3 separate regions of the Mus musculus genome follow, and regions 1 and 3 are each linked to region 2. Evidence: chromatin contacts called from ENCODE Hi-C or POLR2A ChIA-PET data. All regions are on one chromosome and are shown on one strand. Each heading gives the region's core, a stretch centred on a gene start or an enhancer-like site at or near the end of the contact. The rest is flanking DNA. Distances are from core to core; before and after follow the strand shown.

Region 1 (4,699 bases), core at 414-2,913, 130 kb after region 2:
ATTTTGTGTGTGCTAAGTTAATGCTCTACCACTGGACTATTCCCTGGTCTGCCAGTGTTTTCTTCTGTAAGGAAACTTCACAGCGGCCAGTGCCATTCCTTATGCAGCATGCGGCCCGCCTCTAACTCCTTACACTACTGACAGCTGCTCTGATTACTCTACTACCACTTTATGTAGTGGGAGAGCAAGAGGCAATGTAAGGAGACGCTTAATATCAACAAGGAAGATTCAGAACTTTAGAACTTGAAGAGTCCCACCACATCTTATCTCCAAATACCCCGTGTGGCAGACAAGAGAACGTCAAAATATAAAGCGCACAAGGTCAGGAGGAGCGTCCCTGGCAAAGTCACTACTGGAGTCCAAGTTTCCGGGATCCAATGGACTGCTTATCAACAAAGCAGCCCTGCCTCCCTTCTTTCCTAGGAGGCCTAGGAGATTCTGCCGCCACGCCATCCCCCTGCCAAGCCAGTCACTTTCCCCGAGGGCCTCCCCCATCCCAGTCCCTCCTACAGCCTGACTGAGTTGCAGCTCAAATTAGAAGTCGTGCAGCATGGGGCATTTTCTGGGAAAGTGCCCAGCCTCAGAGCCATTGGTACCAATGAGCAGGGACAAGGACGGAAGAAAGAGTTCCATTCCACAAAGGCTCCGGGAGACAGAGGCCCTGGGAGCAAAGGCAGCGAGATACCTGGGGAAGAGTACTCGCAGTGACATCTCCCAATACGCAAGGGTAAGCAGACTAGCATGGACACTACTTCTGGGGAGAGACTTGAAAGGCTGGGCCCTGATGGGCAGGGATGCCGGGGACCTCTCTAAGTCCAATCGGCACCTCGGGGGAGCCTCCTTGTAGGGTGAGGTGGCACCAGCGTCAGGCAGAGGCCTCGTGACAAGGATGCCCAGTCCACCTTTGAGATGACACCACTTATTGGCAGAGGCCCAACCCGCACGTGAGGTGATTTCAGTGCCGGGAGGAGGCCCGCGGATCTCACCAGCCCGGTCAGCCGCTGTGGCTCACTCGACGCCTGCCCCACGCGCGGCCTTACCAAGACACTGCCCTACAGGGGTGCTGAACGGATTCCCCAGCAGGAACTCCATCTCGGCGGGCCTCGTTCCAGCCCGGACTCCTGTGTGCCACGGGTCTCCGCTGCCCGCGCCGCGTTCTGCCCTGACTGACACTTGCCCCCGCCCCACCCTCCGGAACGCTGAGCGCCCGGCCTGACCTCGCCCTCTGGGTGCATCTCTATTGGGCAGCGTCTAACCAGCCCACTTCCGATTGGACGACACTCCACTCTCAGTGAAGTCCCACCCACCCCGCGGCGTCCGATTGGGCACGAAGCAAGCTAAGTCACTAGGGTCTCCGTCAGCCTAGCGGCACAACCCCCGGACCCGCCTCCAAACGAGTGGCCGTTCTTCTTGATTCATTAGCACGTTGGTCAGTCTAGAGAATCTTTACTATTATTGGATAAAAGGTGTGTCAATCGTTTACATAGGCGGGCAGAAAGAAAGCGTAACTAGAAGTTGAAGCTCGTTGACTGTGCTGATTGGAGAAACGTTTGTTTTCTTCAAGTCTGGTTGGTGTTAGAAATATGGCCACGTGACGAATCAACTTTCACCCAGGATATTTATCGCTTGACTTCCCCTTAGCAACCAAGTGGCGGTGTTTGGTTCCCCAGCAACCAAACGAAGCGTCTACTGCAAGGGGAGACAGTCCTTAGGAAGGTAAGAATCAAGAGTTTAGCTCCAGAAGATTAGAGGTTGCATGATTGAGGTCTGTCTTGTAACTCTTCTTGGAGGACTCCGACCTGACCCGTCTCATCTGTAAAATGAGCACACATGTCATTTTTACACTTGTACTGAGACTTAATCGGGCTTTTGAAAAAGAAAAGAGCGTATAAAATCTTAAACTAGCAAAAGCAAGTAGGAAAAGGGTCCATCAGCCAGTTTCCTGGCCTGATTCGTTTCACTGAAAGAGAGGTACCCGATACACTGATAACTCATTCTAGAGTTTGGCTGTTATATCCATCCTCTTGATCTGCAATAAGGTATTTCATTTGGTGCCGTATGAAGTGTTTGCGATGAGAATAAAGATATCAAGGTTCCATCTCAGTCTCTGTCAGTAATTCACTCTATGACTTTGGTCACAGACCCCCCCCCCGGCCCCCCACATACACACATACCTCAAGCCTCAATTTCCCTATCTGGGAAGTAGGGACACTAAGATGTCCCTTTTAAATAGCTCCCAGAACTGGCATGGAGTTAAATAAGTGGAGTGCACTGAGAGTACGACAAGGACTTATTCTCATCAGTTGCTTTTATTCTCATTACTGTGGGACTCATAGGGTCTACATAGTGTTTCAGGTCCAGCTAACCCAGGCTGTTGTTTCCCAGGTAAACCAGTGACGAGGCTACCTGGTTGATTTGTTTGTAAAGCTTTCTGCTGCTTCTCCACATCCTACCTCTGGTCTTCACCAAGGACACTATCATCAGGCAAGTCAATGGGACCCCCATTTGGATAAATTATTGACATCCTCCCCATAGGGGAGGATTCTTTGGGCCTTGTTCTGTAGGCAGAGAACATGTGACAATGTCTGTCCCTAGTGTGCTGGGTACAATAGAGTTGTGATTAAGAAAGTGGATTCTGTGTTAGACATGAGGTCGTGCCTCTTGGTAAATCTTCATATTAGTCAATCGAGAAATTTCTCTTACAGAGATCCCTACTGTGTGCTTTCATAGTTCCATACACCCACTAACCTGTCAATGTTTGTAAGTAGATATTGGGATAATTTATTTAATTCAAGTGTGGTTCAGAAGTCAGGCCACACCTCTTCAGTATCCTTTCACAAGGTTGGTTATAGAGAGCCGCTCTGACCTTGTAGCTTTCACAAAGTTCTCTCTTTCACTCCTTACAGATGTGAGCAAACCCAGCTTCCCCTGATTCCTGGGCCAAGACATACCTGAATTGCAACTTTACTCTCTTAACTAAGCCTGCCACCGTGCCAGGAGTCATGTAGACTAGGTCAGGTCAGGTCACATGGTATAGAACTAAAAGCCACCACTGTCGTTGTCCCCCCCCCCGCCCCCCAAAACTGTGAGTCGTAAGTCCCTTTGTTCTCTGGATCTGAGGGAGCTAATGGAACTGGAAGATTTGTCTTTCTCTTCTGGGCACCATGTGGCTGCCAAGATTCTGATGCAATCTCTCCTAGTGCCCTCTCACTTCAGGGCTCCTCATGGCTGTCTGTGGCCTCGAACCTCTGACTCTCCTAGCAAAATTCTTCTGGAGGGCAATTGATTTTAGCACTACTCCTCTTTCAAACACTATTATTGGGTCAATCAATTACTTTAGCTTAGGCATAACCTTCCAAACTAGATTTTGTCTCAGACCTTCCTATAAACTAAGTTCCTAGTGATGTCCCACCCCTCTGTATTACAACCACTCTGGTCACTCACTTTCCCCTCCCCTCCCCTTCCTTTCCTTTCCATTTTTGTTTGTTTGTTTGTTTGTTTTGACACAGGTCCCTCTGTGTAGCTCAAGCTGGCCTCATACTATGTAGACCAGGCTGGCCTCAAAAAGTCACAGGGATCTGCTTGTATCTGCCTCCCAAGCGCTAGGACTTGCACCACCACTCCTGGCTAGCCTCACTCCTTTTGTAATTCTTGCCACAACAGCTATAATAAAAACTAAAATCCGATCCATCTTCACCTTACAAGCCCTAGGAGCTTGCCAGCCATTATGGAATACAAATGCAATATAGACCCTGTATCACTTCTGCTTTCCAGCTTGGGGTCTTCACTGGGTTATCGTCTCTTCTTGCTTTCTTTTCTTTTTATCCCTCATATTGTATCTTCCCTGATCAAGCCAACTGACCCTACTAGGTGTTTTCACCATTCCCCACACCTACTAAGATGTTTGTAAGTAAATGCTGGTATAACAATTTAATTCAACTCTGAAACAAAGGACCTGTCCAAGGCTCACAGCATGTGGTAGTTATTTGATATGGATGTGTGGACTAAATACAGGTCCTTTCTTAGACAGATGTAAAAAAAAAAAAAAAAAAGAAAGAAAGAAAAGTAAAGAAAAAAAAAAAAAGCCAGGCAGTGGTGGTGCACATCTTTAATCCCAGCACTTGGGAGGCAGAGGCAGGTAGATTTCTGCGTTCGAGACCAGCCTGGTCTTACAGAGTGAGTTCCAGGACAGCCAGGGCTACATGGAGAAACCCTGCCTCAAAAAACAAAAAACAAAACAACAACAACAAAAAAAATTGACAGATGTAGAGTGGGGAGTTATCTACCTAACAGGAAAAAGACTTAAGCCGGTGACGTTACTTTTCAAAAGATACACAGTCAGAGGCAAAGTCCTCTCTGGGTGTAAACATTTAGCATAGTTCTTGCACCAATCCTATACTGCACAGAACCTGCTGAGCTGGACTGAATGCTATCTAGCATGACTGAAAGCTAGTTTGACCTGTCACAGTTAATGGGCTTTGATGAAACAGAGGTCAAAGTTTTGACACCAGAATTGAGTCATTTCCCAAAGCACAACACCCAAAAAAAAAAAAAAAAAAAAATTCCATGTACTTTTCAGATAACATCTGACAAATGAACCACTTTAAAAAATTTCCCCAGAGGTAAAATTTTGAGGTTAGTGGTAAATTATGAGGAACTTTAAGGGAAACTGTTTAGGAAGAATAGGATGCTGATGCGC
Region 2 (4,528 bases), core at 1,251-3,750:
CTTCTCCAGCACCATGTCTGCCTGTGTGCCGCCACACATTCCAGTCATGGTAACAATGGCCTAAACCTCTGAAATTGTAAGCCAGCCCCAGTTCAAAGCTTTCCTTTATAAGAGTTGCTGTAGTCATACTGTCTCTTCACAGCAACAGAACACTGATTAAGACACCAATACATTCATTGGTTCATGAAGCTCAACTTGAATGGAATCGTTTCTTCACTCTGTAACAGCGCCCTATCAGATTCGTAGACACCTCTCCCTGGGGAGAGTCACACAATACTGGAACATAAACAGATACAGTGTAAGACCAGGACAGAGAGGGGGAATTGGAACCCAGGAGAGCTTCCTAGTAAGCCACGCTGGACCTAAGCTATGTATACACCTTGAGCCAACAGACTGTTGGGGAGCTGGCTGTCACAGGCCTTGGGCTCCCCAGGGCTCCTAGAGTGACCAGCCAGTCTCAGAGCAGCACTACCTCCATTTGCCTTCTCTGCCCTCAATGCACAGTGGTCCCTATCACAGGCTCCCTTTGCCAGCCTCCAGTGACCGGACACCAGGAGCAAGGAGAAGACAGCTCCTCTGGATCTTCTCTGAGGTCACAGCCAGAGCAGGACTTGATGCTCTGGGCACAGCATCATCTTCAGATATAAAGGTGGCAAGCTCACAGAGGAGTCATATGACAGAGGGTGAGAAAAGCAGGCTGGAGATGGCCAGTGGGACTGGCTCTCCTTGCCACTTTCCAGTCTTATGTCCAATGCTGCTCTGGGTTGAAGGAGACAGCTACATGGCTCCCCAGCCCCTGCCTCAATCTCACCTCTTCGTCCAGCCTTGGGAGCCAGAGGTCCAGGCTCTTGAGCCAACAGCCTGGGTCTGAGTTCTGTCTTGCTGTGGCTGCAAGACTTGGACATGTCATTTACCCTCTGTTTTTGGTCTCTTACTTGTAAGATAAAAGTATGTCTTCCAGCTGGGCCTGTCGGAAGGATTCAATGCAATTCTCAACCTAACACCAAGTACTCCATAAGTGTAGGCTATCCATGTTGGGATGGATGGACACCCAAACACCAAGAGGGAACTTCTAACAACTCAACACTGTACTCTCCTCCTCCCATCCCTCCTCTCACTGTTCCTAACCATGCCTGGATCTCAGGTCAGCCAAGATATCTCTAAACTTTCATTCCTCTTAAGTGTCTAGCAGTTTTTGTTCTCCGCCCCCCCCCCCCCAGACAGGGTTTCTCTGTGTAGCCCTGGCTGGCCTCGAACTCAGAGGTCCACCTGCCTCTACCTCCTAAGTGCTAGGATTAAAGGCATGTGCCACCACTGCCCGGCAGGTGACTAGCAGTAACTCCAAGCTTTGATGGCACATTTAGGTCTCTGATGAGGACGTAGGCACAGCAGTCCAAGGCTGTGTTGGATATAAAAAACAGCTTAGGTGTCTATCAACAGAGCATCAGGGGGCACAATCTACTGTAATCCCACAGGCCCCATTGTAGTTGTAGACACACAGTCATGATTATCTGGGGTGGAGGAGGATGTGGAGCAGCCTTAAACGAGCAAGAGAAATATAATGTTTTGAAACTGCTAACAGCCACCAGAGATCGTTGAACAGTCCACCTAACATGGATACATATCTTATAGTAACAATGACTTGCTGGGGTTTTTTTCTTCTCCAGATCCGCCGCCACTCCTTCCCTCCGCCCAATTGGTAGTTGTTGTTGACATGGGAGATGAATCATACTGAGCGAGTTCAAGTGATGTTTTAAAGGATCTAAGTGGCCTGGGGTGTGGCTCAGCGCAGAAAGCCTGTTAATATGTTCTAGAATCCGAGTTACTGCCCCAGAATCACAAAATTTGAAAAATATTCTAGAGAGCACCTTCTCTCTTCTATCAGATTTCCAATTCCTCAAACTCAGGTCCCGCCTAAAGGGCCTTTGCCTCCCCCTCCGCCTAAAAAGTATCTTTCCTTTCCGGTGAGGGGGCTGCTCCTTAGCTCTAGTGCACTCAAAGAGACCTCCCTGACCTCAATCCAAAGTAGCCAGATGCTTGCAAGCCAAGGTAAATGCAAATATCGGTTCGTGGACTTTCTTGGGAATTTTGGTGAACTCAAGAAATGAGAAACCCCGGGTCGGCCTGTGAACTGTACACAGGACCAGGCTTGAAGTTGAGTGGATACTCAGCGTGTCCAGAAACCTAGCCCACTGCGGTCCGGAAAGCTCAACCCTAGATCTCAGGCGCCAGATCGCGCAGTGCGCACGCGCCAAAGTTCCCGGCCAAGCGCCCTCGCCGGACGTGCGACCCTGCACAGGCCGCGCCGGAGCCCCGGGACACGCACCTTCGATGTCGTTCAAAACCGCTGTGTCCAGTTCGCACATCTCGGCCAGTGTCTGTTCCAGAGCCGCCTCACCGAAGGCCAGCTCGTCCATGGCGCCGGCGCCCACCCGGCTTCGGACTAGGCCCACGTTAAGGAAAAGTTCCCCGGAAACTGGGTTCCGCGGGCGGAGCCACCTGAGCGGAGGGGCGGGGTTTCCCATCAAGCCCCGCCCACCAGCCTGCATCCTGACAGCTCGCCTAGCGGGTTGAGACTGCCTGCCCGAGCCTGGTTTCTAGCAATCTCCTGCGGGTGCACAGGCACTGGGCCTTGGCTTCTTCTGTATCAGGCCAAGGGAGGGACCGAATGGAAGCCACAGGACTAGACCCAGCCCAGACATCGTTAGATTAAAGGGCCAGGGATGGGGGGCCCAGCATGAGGGTGGGAGCAGAGAACAGAAAACTCACTTCCTAGTCTTGCTGTTTAGAACCAGACAGTCCTGGGTCCAAAATACAGCAGATACAGGCCTGCAGTGGGGCCCCTCCACTATGTGCCTCTGTTTTCCTCATCTGTAGCCAGGGTCCAATTATCTATGAGCCAGCTGAGAGGTTAGAGAAGCATGGCCCATAAGACCTGTCCACCCTCTCAGCTTAGAAGTCTAGAAGTGGGCCTCCAGAGGAGAAGAGTTCTCAGGCAGAACCTGCAGGAGGAGGGGGTGGCTGGAACTTCTGATCTTGTCTTAATCCTATCAGTCCTACCATTGGAGCAGAGAGGACCTGAAGGGCCAGTGGGCTCGTACTACTCCTATAGAATGACTTGTGTCTCCAAAAGGATCTAGAAAAAGTGTGAATCTCAAAGTCAAGAAGGGATTCTGTGAGCCAGGCATGGTGGCACACTCTGTTAATCCCAGCACTTGGGTGGCAGAAGCAGGTAGGTTTCTGAGTTCGAAGCCAGCATGATCTACAGAGTGAGTTTCAGGACAGCCTGGGCAATACAAAGAAACCTTGTCTCAAGATACCAAAAAGAAAGAAGAGAAGAGAAGAGAAGAGAGAAGAAAAAAGAAAAAAAAGAAAGAATTCTGTAACAGAGGTCCTGAGGACCTGAGCCCAGCTACTGGGTCATATGTGACCTGGGGCCAGGCCAGGTGCCTGAATAAAGACTGAAAAGTGAACCCTGGGCCCTGTGACTTAGGAACAGGTAAAGCAAGGGAGGGAGGAGAGGTTCTTCGGCGTGGATTGAATAGACCATTCTGGCCCACAGGTGATGCAAGTTGGGAGGCAACGGCAGAACCTACGAGTCAACCAGGGAGGGTCAGGGCCCCAGGCCGCCCAGAAGCTGCCTTGCTCAGACTGCAGATACCTCGGCTGCTTTCACCTCCCAACCAATAGAGTTAGTTGGGGCAAGGAGGGAGGGTGTGCCTGGGCTTCACCAGGACACATTTTTGTTCCTTTCTCAGAGGAGCTGCTAGAAAATTACACAGGAGTTGGCAGGGCTATAAAACGCACATGGAGCCCTTGCTTTGGGGTCACCCTGCCATGTCCCACCATCAGAAGACACCCGGTTTTCTGAAAACTCAAATAGCCTGTCCCAGCCAGAAGGACTCAGAGGTCAGCTGAACCAGCACCACACCTGATGTGTAGCTGGGCTCACTGGTTTTCCCCAGTCAACTTACTAGAGCTGTCTCTGCAGGAAAGGGCAAGGTGTTTGGGGACATCACAACAGATCTGCCTTGTTCTGGAACTGTGTAAAGTGTACAGATCCACAAATACACATTTCATGGCTGCAAGAGCTAGGGCTACTGTCCTGTCTCGAAAAGCAAGAAAGAAAAAGAAAGGAAGGAAGACAAGGAAAGAAAAACCAAGCCCAAGGTGGGAGATCAGATCAACACAAATCTCTGCTCCACAGATTGGTTTACTAGGACAGCAGCCAAGGGGCATCTTTACCCTGTGCGGAAAGCTTGGAAAACTAATGTCTAACACCCCAGACCTCCAACCAAAGCTCTCTGGATTGCCTTGCTGGGCTCTTTGACGCTCAGCACACAAGCTGGTCTGGGGAGCCTGGGAAGGGCGGGGTCTCAGCCCGACCGACAGTTACCTGTGTCAGCAGGCTCAGCATTGTGCAGTCTTGGGGCATGCTAGTGACATGCCGAATACTTTTTTTTTTTTTTTTTTTTTTTTGGTATTAACTCGTTCCGATCTTTCCAAAAAGCCTTAGGAAGGCGTCTGT
Region 3 (5,131 bases), core at 1,977-4,476, 200 kb after region 2:
AAGCAACAAGTGTTCTTAATCTCTGGGCCATCTCTCTAGCCCCTTAAGTAAATTATATCTTAATAAAGGTATTTAAAATTCTGCCAGGGTCAGAGAGATGGCTCCGTGGGTAAAGGTGCTTACAAGCAAGTCTGATTCCAAGTTTAATCTCCCAAGCCCATGTAAAGGTAGCAAGAGAGCACCAACTGTCAGAGGTTGTCCTCTCATCGCCACATGTACAGTGGCACATGGATGCCCAAATACATGCATACACAAATAAATATATGATAATAAAAAATTCTTGCAGCCAAATACATAAGTGCACTATTTTCCAAATTGCTTTTCATCTGGAGTGGAGGTCCATACCCTAGGCTGTTCTGGCCAATATAATGAAAGCAGACAATATGTATGAGTATGTGGCTTTGTTCCAATAAAACTCTACTTCAAAAGCAGATAGCCGTCTGGTCCCTGACACTCCTATGAGAATGGCAAAGCAGGTAACGTCTCTTAAGTGGCAGAAACTTGGAGAAGCTGCCTTGGACAGGAGGCAATTTGTAAATGGTAGGAACAGGACAGGACTTCAAGCTTTTATTTCTTTGGGAATTTACCTCATATGCTGCTTCTCCAAACTACATCCTCCTCTGGGCAGAAAACAGCAGGAGGGTGGCAATGGCCTCACAAAGGTCTCTGCACTGCAGGACCTCCTCCTCCAACCCCACAGCGAGCCCTTCCTTCAAAAGCCTCTCCTCTCCTGACAAGTTTCTATGGTGTAGCTGTTCCTAACATTGACAAGTGGATTCTTAAAGAAGAAGGACTTAATAATTTACATACTTCAAAGATACACAAAAATATCTCCCACCTGGGGAGGACAAAAAGAGCAAAGCATACCCTAGGGAGGCACGGCATAAACAAAGGAACACATTCAGGAGTTCACTAAATAGGCAAAGGGTCAATTTAAGCGCATGGATGCTTTTTGTTTTCCATTGTGGAGGTGCTTGATCTGCCATCTTTTCTTCTGTATTACAGACTTACCAGTTGGCTCTTAGCATTATTTAGCACATAGTAGGTAGTCAAAGGTGAAAGAAAATAGGAATGTATGAATGAATGGGGCACAGAGAGCTATCTGTAAGTCAAGCCCGTTCTCCTCCTCCCCATACCCCATGACCTCAAGTGATCCTATCTCAGGCTCCCAAGCAGCTGATACATGTGTGTGACGCTACTCTTAGCTTCTTCCTTTGTCTTTACTGGCTTTTTCTGCCCCACTTTTAGGCCTTCGTTTGTGTCCTGATAAGCAAAAATCAGCTCCCTGGTGCATCCACTCCCTTCCCCAGTTATATAAAATCATGGGCTATAGACCATTGAACGGCTCACCACGTATAGACGCTGACCACTAAACCCAACATCCTCAGTTCAGTCCCTCAAAGCCACAACCAAGTCCTGCTGGTTGTCCTCTGACCTCCATGTGCATGCCAAGTGCACACACAGATATATACACACTAAATGAAACAAGAAATTATGGGATTTACAGCCTAAAGAATTCTTAAAGGCAATCTCATGCTTCAGATCACCAAAGAAAGCAACATCATACATGCCCAAGACCACAGTACCTCAGAGATTTTGCCAACAACAGACCCCAGGTTTGTACTCTTATGCCAATTGCCAAACTGCCTATGGAATTGTTGCCTAATGAGGGCAGTGTTGCAGCAAGACCTCTAACACCCAGTCATCACCTCTGGACATGTTACACCCCCTTTCTCCCCCATCAAACTCTTACTCATCTCTCAAGCCCCAGTTTAAATGCCCTTTCAATCACCCTGTACACGCTCATCCTTGTGATTTCTTAAGTCCTTCATAGTTCCCATATCACAATATATTGCAAACTATTGTTTCGTAAGCATAATGAATCCTGCATCTGATGTTGAGAATCATTCAGGTGAGACCACATGCCCTCAACACAAAACAACTAACTGAATTTAGAGAGGTCATCACTACTTTTCATTCACTGAAGTGAACCTCACTTGTAGCAATCTCTCTTTCAGAAGCAATGAAATAACCTTCTTTCAGTCTTATTACAGTCCTTAGTAGGTCAAAGAAGCCTGGCATAAACTCCCACTTAGAGAAAGCTGCAGAGAATGCAGAGGCTGTGGCACTGCACTAGGACAGAGGGCCCGCAAACCCCTAAGGAAGTGTGCTGTGTGTGGTGGAAGACTTAAGGCCTGCCTCTGTGCCAAGTCTTCTGCTGGGTCCTGAGGACACAACACAGTCATGAGGACACAACACAGTCAGGTCAGTCTTTGCCTTCCATAGCCTCAACCAGTCTGCTCTGTGACCTTGGATGTCCTGATTGAAAGCCCAAATTTTCCTTTCTGAATCCAACTAAGACACCTGCTCCCCTTTAAAAGGAAAAACAAACAAACAAACAAACAAGCAAACAAAAAAACCCTGAAGCTGGGAGGTGGTGGTGGTGGTGGTAGTGGTGGTAGCACTCAGGAACTAGAGACAGGAGGATCTCTGAGTACGAGGCCAGCCTGGTCTATAGAGTGAGTTCCAGAGCAGCCAGGGTTACACAGAAAAATCCTATCCCCGAAAAAATAAAAAGAAAAGAAAAAATAAAGGAAATTGAGAAAAGCCTCAAGAGCCAAATATCTCGTGTCCTGGGCACGCTGTGTCCCCTAAAGTCACCCTCGCACTTGTTTGGATGTCATTTTTCAAATTGAAACAGAACTCTGTTGCTCTAAATATTCGCATAGGCCTGAACCCTGCCTGTCACCCCGCATTGCACGTCAGAAACCTTCCTCCAGGTGAGCCCGACTTGGCTCCTGACCAAAAAGTCACATTATGTCCGGGCCTCACCTGTTGGCGGGACATAGGCCCGGGCCGGAGGCTGCGGAGCTGGCCCCGGCCATACTGAGACGGTGGGGTCACTGAGACGCCGGTCCAAGAGACCGCGCCACCGGTCCCTCAGCCGGGGGTAGATTCGCCACATCCTGCCCAAGGACCTGGGTGGACACATGCGTGGAAACAGAGTACAGGAAAAGAGCGAAGAGAACCCCACACCCCTCGCTGGTTCTGTACGGAAACCTCTCACCAAGGGTTCATAGCCCTCAGCCTCCTCAGCACGCCGCCATCTTCCTCATGACACCTACGGCGCGCCGTCGCAGCCGTGCGCCCCGCTGCGCGCCACTCCCGCCCCCGTCAATCAGCATCATAAACGTGCTCGCCACGCCCCCTCCATGCCGCGCCACGGGAAGAAAACTACAAGTCCCAGAGGGCCGTTCGCGCTCTGCGCCACGTGCTTTCTCTGTCCGCCAATGGGCGGAAGCGCCGCGTGAGCTTGCTCCCGCCTCTCCAGCGCGCCCGCGCCAATTGGAAGCTGCAGAGTGTGTGTGTGTTTGTGTGTGTGTGAGCGCGCGCGTGTGTGTGTGAGCGCGTGTGTATGAGTGAGTGAGTGTGTATGCGCGTGTGTGTGTGTGTGCGTGCGTGCGTGTGTGTGTGTGTGTGTGTGTGTGTGTGTGTGTGTGTGTACCCGCGAGGGCAAGTGGGAAGGGAGACCCAGCTCAGGTCTGGGAGGCCCTGCTTGCAGGTCTCCGGGTCCAGGTGGCAACACGAGCGCTTGGTCTGGCCTCAGCGGGCGGGTGGTTCCCCGGCCCCTCCCCCGCGCGTGCGCGCCCGGGTCCGCCCTCCCCGCAGCTTCGGCTCCCGCGCGGCGGCGGCGGTTCCTTCCCCCTCCCCCAGCCCTGGCTCCGGGGGACCCCGCGATGCCGGTCCGCACCGAGTGTCCCCCGCCGGCGGGTGCCTCAACCACATCCGCGGCCTCACTCATCCCGCCGCCGCCCATCAACACCCAGCAGCCCGGCGTGGCCACCAGCTTGCTCTACAGCGGCTCCAAGTTCCGTGGCCACCAGAAGAGCAAGGGGAACTCGTACGACGTAGAGGTGGTGCTGCAGGTGAGCGCCAGGCGGCAAGGCCGGGCCCGAGGGCCTCCTCGCGGCGCTCACGGGCCGGGCCTGCCCTGGGCTCCTCGAGCCCTCAGCCGCGGACCAGGCCCTCTCACTGCCGGGGCCTCCTGCACCCGGCGCCTCCCACCGGGACCTGCCCAGCTGATGTCACACTCTCGAACCCTACCCCTAGCCCACCCCTAGACTCAGAGCCTGTAGTGGCCAGTCTCCGACAGACCCCGAAGACTGTCCCACACTTAGAGCCTTTGACTCGCCGGCTTGGGCATCCGGAAGCTCCCCCATGACTAGCCGTCCTTTAGCCTGAGTCGGTTCTTCCCAAGTCCTGTCCTCCCTACACCAGCCAGCCCTCCCACCAGTCCCTGTCGGATCCTGAAAAACTCTCCATTGGCTGCCCCAAACTCAGTACCTCTCGATAGCGGCCAGTGTCACATTCTCCCGGAATGAAGCTTTTCCTCTGACCCCAACTCCATCCTGAGTGCCAGGGACATTGCTCCTTAGGAGAACTCAGTCAGCCCACTGCTGACGGGGGAGAGGTGGCCAACCTCCCTCCATTGGCTGAGACAACCCACAGAGGTTGAGGCTCCCCAAAGACCAGGGAGCCTCACACCCAAATATCTCCAGTTGCACCACTTAGTGTTAAGACCTTGTCTCGTGGGGCCTTCCAGTACCAAAACCCGGCGTCAGTCAGTTCATAGGCATCCGCTGCTACACTTTGCTTCCTGTCCCAGGCTTCTTACCCTACCCTGCTGTGGCTCCTTCCCATCCCTGGCAGTCCCCCTGGCCTCTCCCCAGACCTCGCACCTTGATCTAGCTGGTTGCTATTGCTGGCTGTAGTGTTGCTGATTGTTATCTGCATAGCTCCAGAGTTTCCTCCGAGCCTCAGATGCCTAAGTACTGGGAAATCTAACACAGTTTTGTTTTGTGTCCACTTACCTCCCCCTATTTGACCTGGATATCTGAGTACTGGCTGGTGGCTGCCAGTCCCTGAACAACTTTGAAACTTCAGCTTCATCTTCTCTGGGCCTTTCTTTTCCAGAACTCCACCTCTTTCTCTCCCCCTTGAAGCTTTTCCCAACTGAAGGAGATTGGTGGGAGTAGATATTTCTCTTTTATCTATCTCCCCTCTCCACAATACTCTTCTTTCTAGGTATTAAACTGTCTGCCAGAAGACCAATTCCCTGTCCCACCTTGTG

Evidence for each region. Hi-C counts contacts between places; a loop is a spot of excess contacts on that map. ChIA-PET counts read pairs that join two places held with the same protein, here RNA polymerase II (POLR2A).
Region 1: POLR2A ChIA-PET joins it to region 2 with 12 read pairs in Patski. The contact joins the promoter of Drc3 here to the promoter of Srebf1 in region 2. A Hi-C loop is called at or near these places in 1 of 37 maps with a recorded cell type or tissue (gastrocnemius). POLR2A ChIA-PET finds 5 or more read pairs at or near these places in 3 of 5 experiments (Patski and embryonic stem cell).
Region 3: POLR2A ChIA-PET joins it to region 2 with 10 read pairs in Patski. The contact joins the promoter of Gid4 here to the promoter of Srebf1 in region 2. POLR2A ChIA-PET finds 5 or more read pairs at or near these places in 3 of 5 experiments (Patski and embryonic stem cell).

The regions. Positions count from the first base shown.
Region 1 is chr11:60,351,717-60,356,415 of GRCm38, forward strand. Drc3 (dynein regulatory complex subunit 3) reads left to right here and starts at 1,664. Exons shown (of 14, transcript NM_029044.2): 1 at 1,664-1,716; 2 at 2,386-2,484. Tom1l2 (target of myb1-like 2 (chicken)) reads right to left here and starts at 1,189. Exons shown (of 15, transcript NM_153080.3): 1 at 1,041-1,189. The coding sequence starts at 1,092.
Region 2 is chr11:60,218,127-60,222,654 of GRCm38, forward strand. It overlaps Srebf1 (sterol regulatory element binding transcription factor 1), which reads right to left and starts at 2,501. Exons shown (of 19, transcript NM_011480.4): 1 at 2,327-2,501. The coding sequence starts at 2,417.
Region 3 is chr11:60,413,919-60,419,049 of GRCm38, forward strand. Gid4 (GID complex subunit 4, VID24 homolog) reads left to right here and starts at 3,227. Exons shown (of 6, transcript NM_025757.4): 1 at 3,227-3,926. The coding sequence starts at 3,738. It overlaps Atpaf2 (ATP synthase mitochondrial F1 complex assembly factor 2), which reads right to left and starts at 3,116. Exons shown (of 8, transcript NM_145427.3): 1 at 2,833-3,116. The coding sequence starts at 2,992.